2 separate regions of the Homo sapiens genome follow, and region 2 is linked to region 1. A link is an interaction called in ENCODE POLR2A ChIA-PET data of the cell type or tissue named here. Cell type or tissue: A673. All regions are shown on one strand. Links, peaks and the distances in the headings refer to the core of each region. The heading gives the core; the rest is flanking DNA. Region 1 has its middle 46 kb from the start of SLC8A1-AS1. Region 2 overlaps SLC8A1 (solute carrier family 8 member A1).

What was found. Peaks named below come from ENCODE experiments on the same cell type or tissue, not always from the same donor. Only the 100,000 strongest peaks of a DNase experiment are listed, where the experiment ranks them.
Region 2: POLR2A ChIA-PET joins it to region 1 with 5 read pairs; 2 of 35 experiments call an interaction of 5 or more read pairs at or near these places.

Annotation. Positions count from the first base shown.
Region 1 is chr2:39,869,962-39,872,882 of GRCh38, reverse strand. No RefSeq gene overlaps it. Among named protein-coding and RNA genes, the nearest start is that of SLC8A1-AS1, 46 kb to the left of the region's middle. In A673, for the core only: no CTCF peak of the experiment used is centred there; a DNase peak (open chromatin) is centred at 1,402; H3K27ac peaks cover 530 bases.
Region 2 is chr2:40,359,587-40,362,507 of GRCh38, reverse strand. All of the region lies in intron 2 of SLC8A1 (solute carrier family 8 member A1), which reads left to right. Among named protein-coding and RNA genes, the nearest start is that of SLC8A1, 91 kb to the left of the region's middle. In A673, for the core only: no CTCF peak of the experiment used is centred there; no DNase peak of the experiment used is centred there; H3K27me3 peaks cover 601 bases.

The DNA of each region.
Region 1 (2,921 bases), core at 320-2,819:
CACTATTCATATTTTTGTGAATATCTTCCAAATACAGACTCCAAACAGAATTCAAAGTACATAATGTTTTAGAACCTACTTATTTTCATTGAAGGCTATAATCATGAATATGTCCCTAAATATTTCTAATACATCATGTTTTTAACAATAGACTGGTGATCCTTTCAGTGGATTTACCGTAACTTAAGAAATCCCCGGCTGGGCACGGTTGCTCACGCCTGTAATCCCAGCACTTTGGGAGGCCAAGGCGGGTGGATCACCTGAGGTAGGGAGTTCGGGACCAGCCTGACCAACATGGAGAAACCTCATCTCTACTAAAAATACAAAAAAAATTAGCCAGGCGTGGTGGTGCATGCCTGTAATCCCAGCTACTCTGGAGGCTGAAGCAGGAGAATCACTTGAACTCGGAAGGGGGTTTGGTGAGCTGAGATCGCGCCATTGCACTGCAGCCTGAGCAACAAGAATGAAACTCCGCCTCACAAAAGAAAGAAAGAAAGAAAGAAAGAAAGAAAGAAAGAAAGAAAGAAAGAAAGAAATCGCTTATTGTTTCTATTTTGGTTATTTACAATTTGGAATTCTTATATTACAATGAACAAATTATAGCTGTTTCTTTGTGCACAACTGTGGTTATCCCCATGAAGTAAATTCTAAGCAGAAAAGAATAAGGTTTGCTCTTTATTTGCTCTTCGTGGTGTTATAATTTTATTCTTCCTGGTAGCAAAGACTAATCTCTACATTTTGGAATTTTTCTGAGATGCCTATTTATGTTTGTTCAAATAACGGTGGCAGGCATTTTCTGTCTTTACTAGTCACTGAAGCACCTAGCTCACCAAAGAATCAATAAGAAAACACATGGATTTGTCCACATGCTGCCATGTTAAAGAGAACTGAGATTCTAGCACCCAGACGAAGTCTTCTTTCCAGCGAGAGAGAAGGCCTGACAATTCAGCATTAACAGCAATTACCAACATGCTTCCTGGAATTTGAACTGCTCTCTTACATCTTTGCAGAAAGCTAATTAGCCAAGTTGAGTTCTGTCAGCGGAATCACATAAAATTTTCCCTCATATTCCTGACGCTCTTTGGTCATTGAATTTCAGCTGCTTTCCAGTATCTGGAATCCTTCAGTGGCCCTTTTTTCCTTCCACATGTGACTAAGTGGACCTTTAATCAATTTGCATTGTGTAGAAGCAAAGCCACTCTGGAACAGATGGCATTCTTGTGCGCTTACCACCAGTCGGGATATACTGCAGCCTATGATGCGTGTTCATAATGGAAGGCATGACAAGCACTTCATAACCCTGCAGCCCTGTGATTACAAGCTCCAGTGCTTGTGTTAGGCAGGCAGGGGAAAATCCTCACGTCGGTACAACACAGAGAGGCCCCTCATTGGAGCACTGCAGTCATTTGGCTGCAAGCTGCAGAGCCCTCTCCAATGCACCAGCTGGGGAGAGGAAATGAATCACACAATAAAACTGAACGTGCTCACCTCCCTGGCTGCCACATATCTGTGTGCAGGCTGGTTCCTGCATCCCCAGCATGTCTGCCTGGAGCCATTAACTAGTTTGCGTGGGCTGGAGAGAATGTGGGTTTCTCATTCTTCCAGATAATCACTTGATGCGCTATGTTCCTATTTTCTCCAGTTTATGGCAGATGCTATAATATATAGAGGGAAGCAATGTGGTCTTGGAGAGAAGATGGTGGAGAAGCTGCTTAGAGGTGAAAATCACTAAGGTCTTGGCTCCATTTCTTCCTTCTCCACTGATTCCTTGGCATCTTTACCTGTAAACTGGGGAGGCTGGCAACTGTTCACATCTCTCTCTCTTGCATATGCAGGCTGTTAGGCTGGACCAGCAATTCCTATCATTTATGAACTGCCTCTGTACTTCACTACCCGCCTTCAGTCTTTAGGGGTAAATCCTGAGTAACCGGGAGTTAATTATGTCAGAATTCAGAAATCTATGTGAGCCTTATTTTGCTCACTTGAAGTAATCTCTTCCCACCACTCCTCCTTCTCCACTTATTTGAATGCTATTTACCCTTCAGTCATCTTTCAAAGTCACAGCAAGTCCTGCATCCATCCCCATCACCAAGTTCTTTCTAACCACCCAGGCTGCAGTGAGTTCTCCCTTCCCTAATCTTCTACAGCAGTTGTCATCCTTTCCTCTCCTTTGGGGCTTATACTTGTCTGTGTTATCAGTGAATTTTTGGTGTGTATGTCTCACCTCCACAACTAAATAGCAAACTCCTTAAAGTCAGAGATTATGAAGTATACATCTGTGCATGCCCTGCCATGATTTTCCATTACAGAATTTATCCTAAGAAAACAATCACAGGCACTCATAATTGATTAGAGGCAACCGATTTGTCAACAATAGTAACCAGTGCAAATGATTATTTTCTCCCAAAAGGGCCTGAAAGAGCAGCCATAGTCCATTCTTTCTTCATTTATCATCACTGTCACTGGCTTCCTAATTCCCCACATCCAAGGACCCAATTCCCTGTTAAAGGCATTTCTCTACTCCAATCTTCCAAAAGTCTTTGGAGACGGTTGCATTAGGGACGGGGTGGGAAGTTGCTAAAAATATCCCATAAGTAGTACGTGTTTGGCAAAATTCCAAATTGCTTCCAATTTCCCCAGAAACAATTAAAACATTCTCAGAAATCCCCAAAATTGACAAACACTGTGTTCTAAAGGAAATCTGAACTGAAACAAATAAAGCTAATGGGAAATCACTGACCAGGAAGAAGGCCCCTTGGTGACAGCAAGGACACTGATATACATGGCACCAGGCTCAGTGGCAGGGCAGGAAAAGGAAGGGGATTCTGGATGGGGTGAGCTTTTCTCCACTGCTGTCTCCAGTGACCCACTGCTAGGCGCTCAGTCCCTACCGCCTCACTGATGTTTGATATTTATTTAAA
Region 2 (2,921 bases), core at 310-2,809, 490 kb before region 1:
TTTGCTACCCTATATATTAAAAAATAGTAGCACAATGATGCATTCTTTCTTCCTTTCTTTATTTTGGTAGTTGGTAATTTGTCTTGCAAGTGTTATTCCTACTTTAAATTGAGATTATTTACCTGTATACCTTTTTAAGTACAAATAAATCTGGGCTGTCATTATTTATGCTAACACTGGTTTTGTGTCCCTGGAATCTATCTATCTAAGTTTTTTTTTCTTTTTTTCTTTTTCCATTTTCCAGTACCTATTAGACAGAATGGCTTTCAATTTTTTCTCTTACTTCCAAACTTAGTCATTATAAGAAGATGTAGGCCAGGCGCAGTGGCTCATTACTGTAATCCCAGCACTATGGGAGGCTGAGGCAAGTGGATTACTTGAGTCCAGGAGTTCGAGACCAGCCTGGCCAACATGGTGAAACCCCATCTCTACTAAAAATACAGAGATTAGCAGGGCATGGTGGTGCATGCCTGTAATCCCAGCTACTCAGGAGGTTGAGTCAGGAGAATCACTTGAACCCGGAGGCAGAGGTTGCAGGCAGATTGTGCCACTGCACTCCTGCCTGGGAAACAGAGCAAGACTCTGTCTCCAAAAAAAAAAAAAAAAAAAAAAAAAAAAAAGGAAAGAAAAGATATAAACATCTGACTATCTAGCATAATTATTATTGAAAAATTATGCATTTCAGTGCATAATATTCTCTTGTAAATGAATTTATTTCTCATTTATATTAGAATTTGGGCAGAGGCAATCCTTCCTACCCGATACGTGTGGCCACTTACCATATAGGGCATTTGGTCTACCTCCGTGTGTTCCCAGTGACTGCAGATGACATCATTCAGTAGAGAAGCATCGTGCTGCTCTTAGTTTATAGGCAGTGAGGTACCCTACAGATTAGACCACCTCATAATGAGTTCTTGATTGCACTTCAGATTGTCTTGATGGGGCACCAGATGAGGTCCCTTTGTATGAAATGGCCAGATACTGAACATGTTCTCAAGTGTTTACAGTAATATTAAGACTATTCCAAAACAAAAAAAAAAAAAGGCTCCTTCAGGAGCTCTACTAATGTGCATAACAATTTTAAAGTATTGGAAGAAGTGAAGTGTTCATATATAGACCCACATGTGCCCAACTGATCTTCCAAATCATAGCAATAAGCCCTCTTACATATCACAATTGAAAACTTGTAAGTAATTTGACACTTGAAGTAACCGGCACACATCAAATGCCTGGATGTCTGGTTGTAACCATCCTGTTCATTATGTGAACTCCTAGCAAGCACTGATTGCCTAGTGTGCTTAGAGAGTATCTTAGCCATTAAACTCCATTCATGAACAAGGGTCTCTTGAATTCACTGTTAACACCCGAATGCCATGGTTTCTGCTGTTGGGAAATCTTCAACTTACTAAGTCCCTTTCTTCACCTCTTTTCTCTACTCTATCTGATGTCACCATAGACAAATGATAGCTTCCTGCTAGTGGACATTTAAAGACTCAGGGTAAGTTTGCTCTTTTCATGGAATGAGATCCACACGAGATCTACAGGCTCTTTTTGTGCTCATTTTATTCTGACTCTCCAAATGTCTGACTCACAATTTATCCTTGAATGATTTTCTAGATTTACAAGGAGGTGCCCTGATAAACCACAACACTGTGTGGCCCCAGCAGAGGGTGCTGGACCAATGGCAAGAGGGCAGACCTTGCCCTAATGCTAGAGAGATCTTTGTAAGAACTAGAGTCTCATGGAGTAGTGGGCTCTGTCTCATAGGGGTTGAGAGTGTGATGCAGATTCTAAAATTAGGTTCCTTGGGTTTGTTGCCTTTACAGCTATGTGACCTTGGGCAAGTGACTCAACCTCTGTATGCCTCAGCTCTGTGTACCTCAGTTTCCCAGTGTCTAAAGTGAGAGAAATCATAGTATCTATCCTGTAGGGTTGCTGAGAATGAGGCATAAATAATACAAGCAAAGTGCTTAGAACAGGCTGGCACACAGTACATTCTCAGGAAGTGTTAACTGTTCTTGTTATTCAATAAGGTAGAGGATAACCACCTGTCACAGATAAAGGGCTCTTATATAAATACCTGTTAGCCTAACCACATATAAATATATAAACTATGCCTAATTCTATTTTTAAAAAGCTTTAACTTAAATGTACTTGCTATCCAATATATTAAAAAAACAAATGGTAGCATGATGATCCCAAATTTAGATAAGCAAGGTTGGCACTTGGCTCTACCTCTTGGGAGCTGTTTTAACCTTTATTTACGGAGTGCCTAGCATATGCTGGACAGTGTGCTGGGCATTAGGAATAGAGTGGAGGGGCAAAATAAAAATGGTTTCTGTCTTCGTGGAACTTCAATCAATTTTGAGCCTCATTTTACTTACCTCTAAAATGGGGATAGTAACATGACCTTGTAAGGTTTTTGGGATGATTAAATAAATTAAACACTTAAAACTTCTGGCACATGCCAGTGGGCACTAAAGAAACATTCTCTTTCTTTTCCATTTCAAGAGCAGCCCTACCACAGACTCTTGCACAGCCGTTACTCATTATGTATCTGTTTTTTTTTTTTTTTTAAGTTAAACTCTGGGTAAAAGATATTTAAAACCAGAATGCATATTTTTGATGAGATGTTGATTTTTAATGAAGCCTACCTGAAAAGCTGCAGCAGCAATATTTTATCCTATGTAAAGCACACACTTGCTTCTTACTTTGTACCCCTACTGCAATGAATCCATGCCTCTATTATAGGACTTAAATTGTATATTTCCATATACTCTGTATCTTTGTTTTCCCAACATGATTTCTGCCCTTTGGGGTTTCTCAGTAACATACTCAATTCATTACTAGAGCCTGTTGATGTGTTTCTTCCTAAATATCTCTCAAATCCTTCCACTCCTCTTATCTCTACTTCTTGACCC